Regions from separate parts of the Homo sapiens genome. Here all the other regions are linked to region 4. The links are chromatin contacts, found by Hi-C or POLR2A ChIA-PET in ENCODE. All regions are on one chromosome and are shown on one strand. The core of a region is the stretch at or near the end of the contact, and the rest is flanking DNA. Distances in the headings are between cores, read along the strand shown. Region 1 overlaps ST3GAL5 (ST3 beta-galactoside alpha-2,3-sialyltransferase 5). Region 2 overlaps POLR1A (RNA polymerase I subunit A). Region 3 overlaps USP39 (ubiquitin specific peptidase 39). Region 4 holds the start of RNF103 (ring finger protein 103). Region 5 overlaps LOC105374843 (a long non-coding RNA gene).

Region 1 (2,700 bases), core at 104-2,603, 760 kb before region 4:
AAAGCATCCATACATGTCAGTTATCATCCCTCTCATGCTACTTTATTTAAAATCATCTCTTCCTCCATCCTGGGCTAAATGTTATCAGATAATCCAGCCACTAAAATAATCAGTGACATAAGCATTTGATATGTCACTTGATTTGGAAACATAAATGTAAGCTGAAAGAAAAATCTTGCAATGCAATGTGAATTCATTAAAATTAAAAATAAAACACAGGAAGGACAGATGATACTAAGAGAATTTCTGGCCAGGCATGGTGGCTCATGTCTGTAATCCCCGACCTTTGGGAGGCCAAGGCGGGAGGATAGCTTGAGCCTAGGAGTTCAAGATCAGCCTGGGCAACATGGCAAGACCCCATCTCCACAAAAAATAAAAAAATTAGTCAGGCATGGTGGTGCACACCTGTGGTCCCAGCTACTCAGAAGGCTGAGGTGGCCGTGTTCTTGCCACTGCACTCAACCCTGGGTGCAGAGCGAGACCCTGACTCAAAAAAAAAAAAAGGGAGAAAAGAAAAAAGAAAGAATTTCTTTGTTGTTTACTTTATAGCATCAGGGCAAATTAATTCCAGGAGAGGAGCCCTAGAGCCTGTTGGGTTGAGCCCACCTCATCCCACACCCCAGCTGCAGTAAATGGGAGAAGGATACTGTGGAGTAGTTAGTGGTGGGTTTTTAGAAGAAGGTTGTCTTTGGTTTTGGAGTGCTGAGATTAAGTGCTTTCCCCTCTGAGTTCAAACTTTTATTAACATATATTTGTCACACAGTAGACTAATGATATTATAGTTTGAGCATATGCTTGGCAATGTTTTCATTTAAACCACACCAATGGGATATCTAACCTTTACATGGTCAGGGTCCACATAATGCATTTTTTTCATGTCACATTCTTCAGTAGTATAATTTAACTTGAGGATATAAAGGATCCACACTCCAAACACAAGCAATGTACATCTGGAAAAAAATCAATTAGGTATTATGATGTAGTCATGTGAGAATCATGAGATGCAATGTGAAACTGAAAACGGAATCCTAAATGAGTCTGCCTGCTATGCAGCATAAAACTACAATCTTTAAGTTGACATTGGGGTGAAAGGAAGGGGCCATTTCCTATTTTCCTGACAAGATAAACTAGTCATTTATGACTGTCTTTGTTATAAGCAAACACAGAAAAAACTTTTTTTGCAAGAGCACTGTAACAAAATCTGAATCACAATGTCAATTATTGAACTTAAAATCAAGTAATAGACTTGAACTACAGAATCTCGGCTTCAATCTTTTGTGACCTGAAAATTCTGTCAGTCCTTAAAAAAAAAAAAAAAAAAGAAAAGAAAAGAAACAGTTTATTCACAGTACGTCTAAAGAATTCTACCCGGAAGTGAGGCCGACTGGGAAATGAGACAGGACCATTAGTTACCCTTAAGATGACCTAAAAAATATTTTTTACAGATCTGATAAATTCACACTATTATATAGTTTAATACACACACACACACACACACACGACTTGGAGAAAAGAGCTGAGTCTAGTCTTAGTTTTAGAAATCTCATTTTTACTAAGTTCTCCAGTGACACAAACCGCAAGCTAAAAAGTTTCAACCAAAATTTAAGAACCACTGCTTTAAACAATTCTGTTCTTGAAAAAACAAATGCAAGAAATAAAGAGAAAGTAATCCATTTTCTAAATAAAGGGGCAGTTTTTTTTTCAAAAAAATTGCATCTAGCATAATATATTATACATAATAGATGCAAAATATTTCTTAATATTTGAGGATGAGAATACAATGAAGTGTTGCTGGGAGTGTTTTAAAAACTTTAAAATTCTCATTTAAAACAGGCTTCCCATGACAACTTGGACAAGTTGGGATTATGTATAATGATAAGTGAACAGGATGCTATCAATTTGTGTAAAAGTGGGTTTGGGCACGGGGCATGGCAGAGCACACACACACAAAATATTTCTCATATACACAAGAAACCGGTGACACTGGTTATCTTTAAATATGGAGGGTAAATGGGGAGCAGGGATGAGAAGGTGTTTCACTGAGACTCTTTAATACCTTTTGAATTTTCAATCTTGAAAACCTAATATTACCTATTCTTCTCTTCAGCCCCAGAAAAGGTGTTACATTCAGTGCATACACTTCCCTTATTTTGATTTAAAAAAAAAATAAAAGAAAAGGGTGTGAAGGCAAGCCCAGTGTCTGTAGCACATATCAGACTGTGCCTTAATTCCTGGAGCGAGTCCACCTCACCCACAGCCTAAGCAGCACAGGGCGCAGGTCTATCTCCCCTGCTGCCTTGTGGCTGGCGCCCAGCATGACGTCATGAACGTGGTGGGCCTCAATAAATATTGGTTGGTGACTCAAGGGAGGCTGAATGTAACATAAGCCTTATTCTTATAAATTTCCTTTTCCCCTACACTTCCTAAGTCAGTAAAGTGAGACAGAAGACTAGATTGCAAGGTTGGATTTCTATGTTTAGACATGAAAAAAGGGCAATTTTCAACTAGGTTTGACTGGTATATATGTAAAAAAAGACACCTGCCAAGTTCCTCCTTGATTAATTCTATCACTTATTAGGATATAAGGGTGACCTGGCTCAAACACCTGTCATCATTTTTAGTATTCGATATTTAACAGTATTCAAGGGCCTTCAGGGAAATTTAATTAACCATATTTTAGATTAACTTACAATAGCTAAG
Region 2 (2,700 bases), core at 41-2,540, 590 kb before region 4:
AACAGGATAGCCAGATGAGAGAAGGCCGGGCTTGACTTTAGAAAGATACAATCCCACTGGAAAGAGGGGGTGGGAGAGATGTTTCTGTAAGGACAGGTTCAGGTTAAAGTCCTGACCTGCCACAGACTGGAGAGGAGGGCCTTGATCTCATCTGCAACATGGGATCACTCTCACTCTGCACCCGAGGCTACTGTGCAGAGCAGAGGAGATGGAATGAGGCGGAGTGGGGGTGCGGGGCTCAGCTGCTGCCACACACAGGGCTGCTTCCCTCAGCTGGGCGCCCCAGCCTGTCTCAACTTGTGGCAATGTCACGGCTCTGATGCTTTTGCCCCCAGCATTTCACATCTGGCCTCAACTCTAACTGCCCATCTGCTCCCTCCACCCTGTGCACCCTTTGGGCCTTTGCTTGAGCGGCTCACTCTGCCAGTAACTTCCCTGGCCAATATCTACCTACTGAAGCTGTACTCATCCTTCAAGGCCAGGCCTCAGCAGCTGTAACTCCTCCAAGAAGCCCTCCCTGATTCCCCCAGTTGGGGATGCCTTCTGCCTTCCCTGCCTCTTTTGGTGACCAGGACTTGTGGAGAACGTAGGAGGGAAGGAGGTGAGAAGGCAGAATGAATGGCTGGTGAGTAAGTGGTAGGCATGTGACCAGTGTGCCAGTTTTCCTGGAGGTGCAATTTGCCCTTCTATGGTTTTGCCAAGAGCAGGGGAACTAACGGCCCACAGTGACTGCCTTCTCAAGGTTGTGCAGCTCACCTGAATGTAGCAACAGAAAGGGAACAGGAGGGGCAGGGGCAGAGAAGCCTCCCGTCCCACGTAAATAATTACAAACAGAGCACATGACCCCTGGCGGTTTCTGAACGCGCCTGGCAACAGCTCCACCACCTGCTGTTTGGAAAGTCAGATTCACAGAAGCTACAATTACAGACTGTCAGCTGGGTCTTTTCATGGCTGGGGACCGGAGGCCAAAACTTACAGCCCCTAACTCCTAGCTCAGTGCTCTTTCCACTTCATCTCCCCTGCCACCTGCCAGACAATTTACACAAACAGCCCATGTGATGGGTGCCAGTGCAGAGATCTGGGGGGCCTTCTACGCTTGTATATCTCTACCTAGGGAACCATCTGTCTCGTGCTGTTTTTCTCCAGGCTCTGTCAAGGGTCTCATGACTCCACAGCTGGGAGAAGGGAGGGTGGGGGCAAAGAGAAAGAAAAAGAGGGTGGCAGAGAGGAAGGAAGGGGGAGGGATGGGAGAAAGGAAGGAGAAAAAGCTTCTTGGGGGTTGGCTGCTCTTTTGAAAGTGCACTCACACTTCCTCCCATTTCCTGTGGGCGGCCAGAGGCCTGAACACAGCTGCTCTGCTGCCTGGGGCCTGACAAAGGGAGTCCAGACCGCACCCAGCTCATCCACTGCCCCATCTTTTAGCTCTGCCTAACCCCTCAGCCCCATTCTGCTGAGTCCTTGAGGCCACCTCCACCAAAAGCTACTGCGCATGGCTTTATTTATCACAGATTTTCAAGTTCACAAGCAAAACACAGGGAGGAGTTGAAAAAGTACTTCACGGCTGGGAACAAGCCAGGGCTGTCCCTCATCAGGAAGAAGTCTTAAAAAGTGATTTCCTATTTTCAATTCCATGAGGTAATATAAGTAAAAAGAACCCCAGCATGGGCTGGCGCCAGCCTCATGCCGACCTACCTGCTGGGCTGGCCTGGGCCTCCTGTGAACAGAACTGGGGCAAAACATCTAACTCCGTCCACCCTTAGTTATTCTCTAGAGGCCATGAAATCTGAATTCCCATTTCCCAGAAAACCACTGCCAGGCCAGCACAAACGCCCCCTGCACTTGGTAGTTATGTTCCTCGCTGTTAATTAAGGAGCTGGCAGGCGGGTGCACACAGCACTCCCCTGCCACTCTGCCCAGTGCCCAGATAGCACAGAGGACCACTCGACAGAAGGAATGTTCTCAGCCCAGGCTGGCACCAACGCAGGTGCTCCTGAGGCCCAGCCAACAACAACTTCACCCAGGGCTCGTGAACTGGGGCAGGAAGCACCTGGCCAGTGACCCCCGTCCAAAGGACTGAGTTCACATCCAAGCTCCTCCACCCCAAGACCCACCATCCCAAATGCCACCTGCACAGAGGGCTGGCTCGAGGCCAGGCCCCATAAGGTGAGAGGGCAGAGGGCTGAGGGCAGAAAAGTCGTACTGTGTTGCCCACGCCTGCCCCCGTGACTCAGCGACGAATGGGCATGGCTCAGTATGTGTTTGTGGGATGGCTGAGTGCAGGGAGCTTTCTGCTTCTGCTCTGTCATTGCTTCTCTATCTGAGCAGCTCCCAGAAGACCAAGAACTGGTCTAGATTAGAGGCAGTGGTCAGTGGCCTGTGGCCAGATCCTGCAACAGATGAGAACCATCTGGGCCTTACTGGGCTTTTAAAAACACATGAATTAGTTGCTGATGTTTAAAAGTCAGGAGACCTCAATTATATAAAAGCAAAGGCAAGTAAACAAGTGACCCAAGAAAGAAAAAAACGTAGGGGGTGGGAAGCTTGTTTTCTTTCTTTTTAAATCAAAAGATGTGGCCCCCCGGGCCTCCATTCCTGCATAGTAACAGGTGCCCCTTGAGACAGGTTCCACACTCTTCAGTCTGCCGGGGGCCTCCAAGCCTGCTTCACTGGCCTGTCACCTGCTGGGCTATGCAGCCTTTT
Region 3 (2,700 bases), core at 116-2,615, 990 kb before region 4:
CGGCCTGGCCAACATGGCGAAACCCCATCTCTACCAAAAATACAAAAGTTATTCAGGTGTGGTGGGATGTGCCTGTAGTCCCAGCGACTTGGGAGGCTGAGGCAACTTCCCATTCTTTTGTTAACTGTTTATCTGGGGTAGGCTAGTATCTATGTTATAGATAAACTACATGTTCTTTCTGAATAGGCCCCTCTCCATAGTTTTTGCTAGAATATGGTTATAGTCCCAATGATATTTTATTATATATATATTTTGAGACAGAGTCTTGCTCTGTCACCTAGGCTATGCAGTGGCACGGTCTCAGCTCACTGTAGCCTCCATCTCCCAGGTTCAAGCAGTTCTTCTCCCTCAGTCTCCCAAGGGTAGCTGGGATTACAGGCACCCACTACCACGCCCAGCTGATTTTTGTATTTTTAGTAGAGATGGGATTTCTCCATGTTGGCCAGGCTGGTCTCAAACTCCTGACCTCAGGTGATCTGCCCAAAGTGCTAGGATTATAGATGTGATGGTGTCTTGATGTGGGATTGTGGCCTGTTGCTTTTCCCACTGGATGGCCCTGCCCTCTCTACCAGGTGTCTTCAGCCTGTGTTAACCCTCTGAGCTCTCTAACTTGCGTCTTGGCAGGGTTCTAGAACTTGGTTGTGCTTTCTCTCTTGTTGCTTTGATCCTGTTCTGGCCCATCTCTTAGTCTGTCATTGTCCTCTTGTCTTCATTACAGTTTGGACATTGTCTCCCTTTGAAAGTAGCTTATGGTTATGGGAAGTTCCTTGGCTGTACCTTGTTTTGCTTGTGAATTTTTTTGTAATTCATGTATCACCATTCCTTCATTTTGAACACATTTACCTTTTCTTTTATGGACCAGGCCCTGTGATGGAGGATAAAAAGTTGTCTTAAGAGAAATAAAGTAATTATTTACACAAATAATTATAAAGGTACCCTGGTGGTATATAGTACAAAAGGAAACTTCTGTGTTTAGTGAGAGCTCTGTGTCTTTTGCTGGAAGATGCTGGTTTATTTCAGAAATTTAGAAGCTGGAAATATACTTCAGACATGTTTTCCATCCTCACGGAATTTGTCTCTTGCTTCCTGTTTGTGCAGCTATTGTGACTGATGTTTTCCAGGGGTCCATGAGGATCTTCACTAAAAAGCTTCCCCATCCTGATCTGGTGAGTTAATTGAGCCTGGGTCTTGGACTGATTCATATTGCTTGAGGGGACGTAGGGGAGATGAAGAGATGCTCAGAGAACTGACAAGCCTGCTTGCCCTGTGAAGAGGTTCAACAAAGCACCTGCCTAGTGGCAGCTCTGCCTGGTCCCTGTCATACTAGTGCACTTTTTCAGTTTGGGAGTTAGTGGTTGGATGTACTGTGCTGGTTTAAGTGTTCTGGCCACTAGGTGGTGCTGCTGTGTTTTTTCAGAAAGCTCAGCTAAGCTTTCTTTTTGTTTTTCTTAGTCTCCCTCTGTCGCCAAGGCTGGAGTTGCAGTGGCGCCATCTCAGCTCACTGCAACCTCTACCTCCTGGGTTCAAGCGATTCTCCTGCCTTAGCCTCCTGAGTGGCTGTGATTACAGGCGCTTGCCACCACGCCCAGCTAATTTTGTATTTTTAGTTGTGACGGGGCTTCACCATGTTGGTCCAGGCTGGTCTCGAACTCCTGACCTCAGGTGATCTACCTGCCTCGGCCTCCCAAAGTGCTGGGATTACAGGCGTGAGTCACCGTGCCTGGCCCTCAGCTAAGCTTCCTAGATGGTCTTAGAGCTTTTCTTTTTTGAGATGGAGTTTTGCTCTTGTTGACCAGTCTGGAGTGCAATGGCATGATCTCAGCTCACTGCAACCTCCACCTCCCAGGTTCAAACCATTCTCCTGCCTCAGCCTCCGAAGTAGCTGGGATTACAGGCATGCGCCACTATGCCTGGCTAATTTTTCTATTTTTAGTAGAGAAGAGGTTTTACCATGTTGGTCAGGATGGTCTCAAACTCCTGACCTTAGGTGATCCACCTCCCTTGGCCTCCCAAAGTGCTGGGATTACAGACATGAGCCACCGTGCTCGGCCCACTTTCTTTTTTTAATGGATTTTTTTTCCTTTTTGAGACAAGATCTCTGTCACTCAGGCTGAGTGTGGTGGCGTGATTATGGTTCACTGCAACCTCAACCTCCCTTGCTGAAGTGATCCTCCCACCTCAACCTCCCCAGAAACTGGGACCATAGATACACACCACCACACCGGGCTAATTTTTATTTTTATTTTTGTTTAATTTAATTAATTAATTAATTTATTTATTTTATTGAGACGGAGTTTCACTCTTGTTGCCCAGGCTGGAGTGCAATGGCACTATCTCGGCTCACCGCAACCTCCGCCTCCCGAGTTCAGGTGATTCTCCTGCCTCAGCCTCCCGAGTAGCTAGGATTACAGGCGCCACCACCACGCCCGGCTTATTTTGTATTTTTAGTAGAGACGGGGTTTCTCCGTGTTGGTCACGTTGGTCTTGGACTCCTGACCTCAGGTGATCTACCTGCCTCGGCCTCCCAAAGTGCTGGGATTACAGGTGTGAGCCATCATGCCCGGCCAATTTTTTTTTTTTTTTGTAGAGATGGAGTCTCACTGTGTTGCCCAGGCTGGTCTGGAAGTCCTGGACTCAAGCAGTCCTCTCACCTTTGTTCCCAAAGTGTTGAGATTACAGCCGTGAGCCATCACACTTGGC
Region 4 (2,700 bases), core at 173-2,672:
ACCTTAAAAGGATACACCAACACTCCTCCAAATAATTTCAGACTCCTCCTCAAAGCTGGGATCCGCATACTTGATTGTAGGAAGCTTGGACGAAGAAACCTGGGCAGCTTTAACGCTTCCAGGAAAGGCCTCACTCTGGGGGAACAGCCAGGTACCAGGAGGTACAGGTCGTCCCCTCTCCCAGGTGGAGGGGACCCTAGGGGAAGCCCGATACTCGCCTGACTTTTCCACCAGCTCCCGGACATCCTTCTTCTCGGGCAACCCTGAGTAGCCCAACCCCCGGCACTCCAAAATGGTCTTCAGCTTCTTGAAGCTCAGCGCCACCGGATCCACCAGCTGGGTGGCAAAGATGCCAGTTTCATACCACACAATGGCCTCAAAAAACCTGGCCAGGACGAACAGGACCAGGAAATAGAGGAGCAAGAAAAAAAGCTTCAGCCACATCTTCCCTGGAGTTTCCTCTCTTTCCAGAGAGCTCGGAATACGGGAGAGAGAAGGGTCGAGGGCGGGGGCCGCGGCTCGGTGGCAGCTTGGGCGAGGGCCCCGTGTCCACGCGCGGGCCACCCGGCGCCGTCACTGGCCGGCCATCCCCGGCGGGGAAGCAGGTGACGGGATCCGCGCGGGCGCGAGGCGGCGACGAGGGACGCAGAGACGCAGAGCCTCGCGCCGGGCCTCCCAGTCAAGAGCCGACAAAAATAAAGGGGAAAAACTCAAAACCCCCATCCATTAAGCACAGAAAGGAGAGGGGCGCGGGGAGAGCTCGCGGGGAAGAACAAAACGAGGGACGCTTCCCCCGGGGCGGGCACTGACCCAGGTGGCGGGGTCGGCCCTCCGGTGCCGCGATCTCAAGGGGGAGGGGGAGACCAAAAAATAACTCAGATCCGCCCAGGAGGCGGGGATCCGGGCGGCAGGCCGGGGCCCGAGGGGCCGTGGGGGCCGGACTCCCGCGGCCGCGGGTCAGGAGGGCGCGGCGCTCGGCCGGGCCAGGCCCGGGGCCCAGCGTGTTCTGCGCGGGGAGGAGCGGCCGCCGCAACGCCGCGCCCGAAGCCCAGGCCCCAGGCCCCGCCGACCGCCCAGGCTCCGCGAGAAGAGCGGCGGGCACGGCGGCGGCTCCAGGTTCGCTCGGGCCGGCTGGCGGGCGGCGCCTCTCAGGCGGGCGGGCACTGCGGCCCGGCCCAGGATGGGGCGTCGCGGTCTCTGCAGATGGAATCGGTCTCGGAGGGAAAAAACCAATAATAGGCCCCGAGACTGCTCCTCCAGGCGGCTACCCGGCTGCCTCCCGGCCACTCAGCGCCCGTCCCGCTCGGATGGGCAGTGCCGGTCGCAGCACCCGTCCCCAACACCCCCGCCACCTCCGGAGACCGCGGCCGTACCCTCCACAACCGTGTATCAGCGGCGGCCGCGGCCGGAGCCGAGACATAACAACTGACGTCGCGATGAGGCGGGGCCGGGGCGGGGCCTGCAGGGTGCGCCCGCAGGGGCCGAGGGCGGGGAATTCGGGGAGCCGCGGGGCTACCGGACTACCGAACGAGGGGCGGGAGGAGAGGCGGAGCCGCAGCGTGGTCGGGGCCTTCCCGCGGTGCCGAAAGTTGCCTCTCCGTGCTTTTGCGGCGTGGTCTCCCCTTTTGCCCCTCCAATGTTTAGCAATTGATTTTGTCTGAGGATTAGTCTTTAGATTGTATCACTTTGTGTATTTTTTGTAAAAATAGAGCAGTTAATTATTCTCTTAAAATCGGTGAAAATAGAAATGTACGTTTTTTGATGAATCCTGGTGAACAGGGAAATTTTTGGCACAGTTGGTTTGAGATGGTAGAAGGTTAAACCCAGAAAGCAAATGTTTTGCCCCCTCTTCATGAGAATGTGGCTTTGCACATGTGTGTTGGAGGAGGTTTGGCCAAAACTGGAGTTCGCGTTATACTAGGCCCAGTTGTCGCTGCCAGTTACAGCCTTTTCCCTCCTTCAGTCTCAAGGGTGTTAAAAGCCTGGTGTGGACTCCCTGAGTTCCTAGGACAAAGATTGTCGAGTGTAGATAAGTCCAGGTGCAAAGTTCCGGGTGCTTTATTTTGTACATGGGCCTGGCACAGTGGCTCACGCCTGTAATCCCAGCACTTTGGGAGGCCGAGGCGGGCAGATCACGAGGTCAGGAGTTCGAGACCATCCTGGTTAACACGGTGAAACCCTGCCTCTATTAAAAATACAAAAAATTAGGCCGGCGTGGTGGTGGGCCCCTGTAGTCCCAGCTACTCGGGAGGCTAAGGCAGGAGAATGGCGTGAACCCGGGAGGCGGAGCTTGTAGGGAGCTGAGATCGCGCCACTGCACTCCATCCAGCCTGGGTGACATAGCAAGACTCCGTCTCAAAAAAAAAAAAAAAAAAAAAAAAAAAAAAAGAAAGAAAGAAAAGAAAAAAAAGAGTCACATGGACAAGCATGCGATACCTGGTTCTGTGCTTATAAATTTAACCGGGCCGAGCGTACTCTTTACGTCAATCTCTGTGTCAGTCTTGAGGGAGGAAGGAGTTGGGTTCATAAACTGAACAAGGTTGGCTTTGACCAGCCCCTTTTGATAAGGAAGGAAAAAAAAAACAGTAATTACGGGGAAATGTTACTATTTGTGCAAAACTGTCAACTATCTGAAACTAGGGGTGAAAGTTTTAGGAAGAAAGGGATCATGATCCCAGGTCATGGAGCAAGGGAGGAACG
Region 5 (2,700 bases), core at 89-2,588, 630 kb before region 4:
CCACTGCACTCTAGCCTGGGTGACAGAGCAAGACTCCATCTCAAAAAAAATAAAAAAAAATTAAAAAATTAAAAAAGAAGCTGAGGGGCTGGGCGTGGTGGCTCACGCCTGTAATTACAGCACTTTGGGAGGCCATGGTAGATTAATCAGTTGATGTCAGTAGTTCCAGACCAGCCTGACAAACATGGTGAAACCCTATCTCTACTAAAAATACAAAAATTAGCTGGGCATGGTGGAGGGCACCTGTAATCCCAGATATTGGGAAGCTAAGGCAGGAAAATCACTTGAACCCAGGAGGCAGAGGTTGCAGTGAGCCCAGATCGCGCCACTGCACTCCATCCTGCGTGACAGAGCAAGACTCCATCTCAAAAAAAAAAAGTAAGCTGAGGGCTCAAGGGCCACACAGGTCTTCAAGAGGCCCAGCCCGGGATCCGCACACCCGAGAACCCTGTGCTGAGTCAGGATCCCCTTCTGTGGACACAAGATAGGAGTGGTGCTGTCAAGAGGAAGTTCTAAAAATAGACCCTAACATGTAGGGCAGAATATTAGTGGTTCTGAGAACTAGCAGAATCAGAGGCAGAAATGAGACATGTGACCAAAATGAAACCCCACAGCCCAAAGGGTATCTCCCTGGCTCCCCTGGGCCCTCTAGAAAAACTAGCAAAAAACTAGAAAAGCTAGTAAAACTCTTATCATTGGAGCCAGTGGCATTATTGGCCTCTATCCCCACTAAAATGTGAGTAACTTCAAAAGAAAATGCTCTTTTTTTCTTCCTCCAAAAACTTAAAGTGTAACATGTATAAAGAGAATGCATCTTTTTTTTTTTTTTTTTAAGACAGAGTCTTGCTCTGTTGCCCAGACTAGCATGCAGTGGCACAATCACAGCTCACTGCAGCCTCGACCTCCTGGGCTCAATCGATCCTCCCACCTCAGCCTCCTGAGTAGCTGGGACTACTTCCCTAGGGGTCCTAAGGAACCCACCCAGGGGTGTGCTGGGCAGTGTGTAACCACAGCTCTCTGAAAACAAAAGCCCTTAAATCCCTGATGGGTAGAATTGCCAGTTCTCATGGTGTCCCTACTCCCACCATGGTGACCAACATGAAGGTGTGGACGTGGAACTGTGAGGAGAGGAGCATGGTCAGCTTTTTTGAGCTGGTATGAGCTAGCTTCAGCACATCACTGCATCCCCCAGATGTGAAATCTGAGGAGTAAATATCCAGGAATTCAGAGAAATCCTGGGAAATTGGGCACGTCTTTCCTTTCTCAATAGTTCCCCAAAAGATGAGAGGAGCATCCCTGGCTGCAAATCAGGTAAGTTCCTCTCAGGGTGCAGCTGACCCTGATTCCCACCTTGAGTCCCTTTTGCAATGGGGAGGAAGTGAGAGCAGTGGCTCTACCCAAACCAAAGCTTGGGGGTGTCGCACCTTGGGTGGGACTGGCTCCACAGTGTACCAGCTGTGTGACCCCGGCTGAGTCTCCCTGACCTCCGGTTGTTTCTCTGCAGAATGAGTGGGCACAAGGAGGATGAAGAGGGCTCGGGGCACCGCCTGGCATGGATGATGCCATCTGTCAAGGAGAGTCACTGGTAGTGTTTGAGTCCTTAAGCGCACTCACTCCAGGGGAAATGGTGAAGTGGATGGCCATTGTCCTGGGAATCTTTGGGACTGTACATGACGATCATTGGGGCTCTTTTGTTTTTCTAGCCCATCAATGACTGACTTCAGACCCAGCAGAATAAGAAAGCCTTAAACTAGTAGCTTTATGTTCTTTTTCTGGATCTTCCTCTAAATTCTGCAAAGTAAGTGGCAGTGATCCATTTTATAGATGAAGAAACTAAGGCCCAGAGAGGCAATATCATGTCTGGCCTTGCTTCTCTGTGACTTATTTGACTTCTTCCTTTGGAGACCCTGAGAGCCAGGCAAACGTTCTCTAGGACAGACAGGCAGGAAGGTCAGAGGTGGGGGTGGAGGCACTGCTTCCACCCCACCCCCTGCAGAAGAGGCAGGAGTCAGCTGGGACAGAAGGGGCAGACCTGTGAGAGGCCTAATTACGCATCCTCTTTCCTGCCCTCCCTGTGGCATCTTTCCTGTTCCTTGGGAAACACTCTAAGATGGACATAGGTGGGCAGACAGTTTATTGTGTGCCCTGGAGTCAGGACACACAAGGAGAAGGAGGGAGTGGCGGTGGGAGAAACTGGGCTGTGATACAGTCCCAACAAAGACCTTGGCCAAGCCCTGGAGGAGCGCTGGAGCTGGGCTGGACGCTGACAGCTGCCCTGAGTTGGGACAAGAGTACCTGGCCTTTATGCCTTTATATTGACCAGTCATTGGATTTGGGCTGAATTGCTCCCAAAGAGGGCTTAGCTGAGGGACAACCACTGGGGTGCAGGCCCTTCAGTCCTGGAGGAGTCTGGGTAGCACCATGCCTAGTCCAAGTGGAACCGGTGTCTCCACGAGAGGCAATTTCCCTCTGAGTCTTGGAGGCCACATTCCTGAGAGAGAGAGTGTCATGACCCCACTCACTTGTCTGACCCAAGCTACCCAGGTCAAGGGGCACTGGCCAACCCATGGATTGACCAGTGTTTAGGTGAGGCATGCAAGAGTCTCCAAGCTAAATTAATTAATAAATTTAGAGACAAGGTCTCACTCTGTCACCCCGGCTGAGTCTTGTCATTCCTACAGGTGAATTGGTAGAGGAGGG

The links. Hi-C counts contacts between places; a loop is a spot of excess contacts on that map. ChIA-PET counts read pairs that join two places held with the same protein, here RNA polymerase II (POLR2A). Pooled maps may share reads with other maps.
Region 1: a pooled map shows a loop between it and region 4 (4-fold over the local background). The contact joins the enhancer-like site here to the promoter of RNF103 in region 4. A Hi-C loop is called at or near these places in 4 of 37 single-sample maps with no recorded cell type and 7 of 50 pooled maps.
Region 2: a loop to region 4 is called in a map of OCI-LY7, with 8 times the contacts of the local background. The contact joins the enhancer-like site here to the promoter of RNF103 in region 4. A Hi-C loop is called at or near these places in 1 of 168 maps with a recorded cell type or tissue (OCI-LY7), 5 of 37 single-sample maps with no recorded cell type and 9 of 50 pooled maps.
Region 3: a pooled map shows a loop between it and region 4 (3-fold over the local background). The contact joins the enhancer-like site here to the promoter of RNF103 in region 4. A Hi-C loop is called at or near these places in 1 of 50 pooled maps. POLR2A ChIA-PET finds 5 or more read pairs at or near these places in 2 of 52 experiments (B cell and CD4-positive, alpha-beta T cell).
Region 5: a map with no recorded cell type shows a loop between it and region 4 (8-fold over the local background). The contact joins the enhancer-like site here to the promoter of RNF103 in region 4. A Hi-C loop is called at or near these places in 4 of 37 single-sample maps with no recorded cell type and 3 of 50 pooled maps. POLR2A ChIA-PET finds 5 or more read pairs at or near these places in 2 of 52 experiments (activated CD4-positive, alpha-beta T cell and activated T-cell).

The regions. Positions count from the first base shown.
Region 1 is chr2:85,860,343-85,863,042 of GRCh38, forward strand. It overlaps ST3GAL5 (ST3 beta-galactoside alpha-2,3-sialyltransferase 5), which reads right to left. Exons shown (of 7, transcript NM_003896.4): 3 at 839-950. Among named protein-coding and RNA genes, the nearest start is that of ST3GAL5, 27 kb to the right of the region's middle. RefSeq lists an enhancer at 955-1,034. Within about 2 kb of position 1,354, at least 6 of the 41 ENCODE cell types and tissues checked have a DNase peak (open chromatin) inside an H3K27ac peak, as active enhancers do.
Region 2 is chr2:86,035,286-86,037,985 of GRCh38, forward strand. All of the region lies in intron 27 of POLR1A (RNA polymerase I subunit A), which reads right to left. Among named protein-coding and RNA genes, the nearest start is that of POLR1A, 69 kb to the right of the region's middle. RefSeq lists an enhancer at 634-693 and a silencer at 1,364-1,413. Within about 2 kb of position 1,291, at least 36 of the 41 ENCODE cell types and tissues checked have a DNase peak (open chromatin) inside an H3K27ac peak, as active enhancers do; they include OCI-LY7, where a contact is called at or near this core.
Region 3 is chr2:85,636,271-85,638,970 of GRCh38, forward strand. It overlaps USP39 (ubiquitin specific peptidase 39), which reads left to right. Exons shown (of 13, transcript NM_006590.4): 8 at 1,099-1,166. Among named protein-coding and RNA genes, the nearest start is that of USP39, 21 kb to the left of the region's middle. Within about 2 kb of position 1,366, at least 5 of the 41 ENCODE cell types and tissues checked have a DNase peak (open chromatin) inside an H3K27ac peak, as active enhancers do.
Region 4 is chr2:86,622,443-86,625,142 of GRCh38, forward strand. It overlaps RNF103 (ring finger protein 103), which reads right to left and starts at 1,423. Exons shown (of 4, transcript NM_005667.4): 1 at 219-1,423. The coding sequence starts at 444. The region is part of intron 2 of RNF103-CHMP3 (RNF103-CHMP3 readthrough); the gene reads right to left. RefSeq lists silencers at 244-293, 474-553, 824-1,363, 1,444-1,613 and an enhancer at 1,324-1,618.
Region 5 is chr2:85,993,638-85,996,337 of GRCh38, forward strand. All of the region lies in intron 2 of LOC105374843 (a long non-coding RNA gene), which reads right to left. Among named protein-coding and RNA genes, the nearest start is that of ST3GAL5-AS1, 110 kb to the left of the region's middle. RefSeq lists a cis regulatory region at 241-754 and enhancers at 495-684, 725-904. Within about 2 kb of position 1,339, at least 20 of the 41 ENCODE cell types and tissues checked have a DNase peak (open chromatin) inside an H3K27ac peak, as active enhancers do.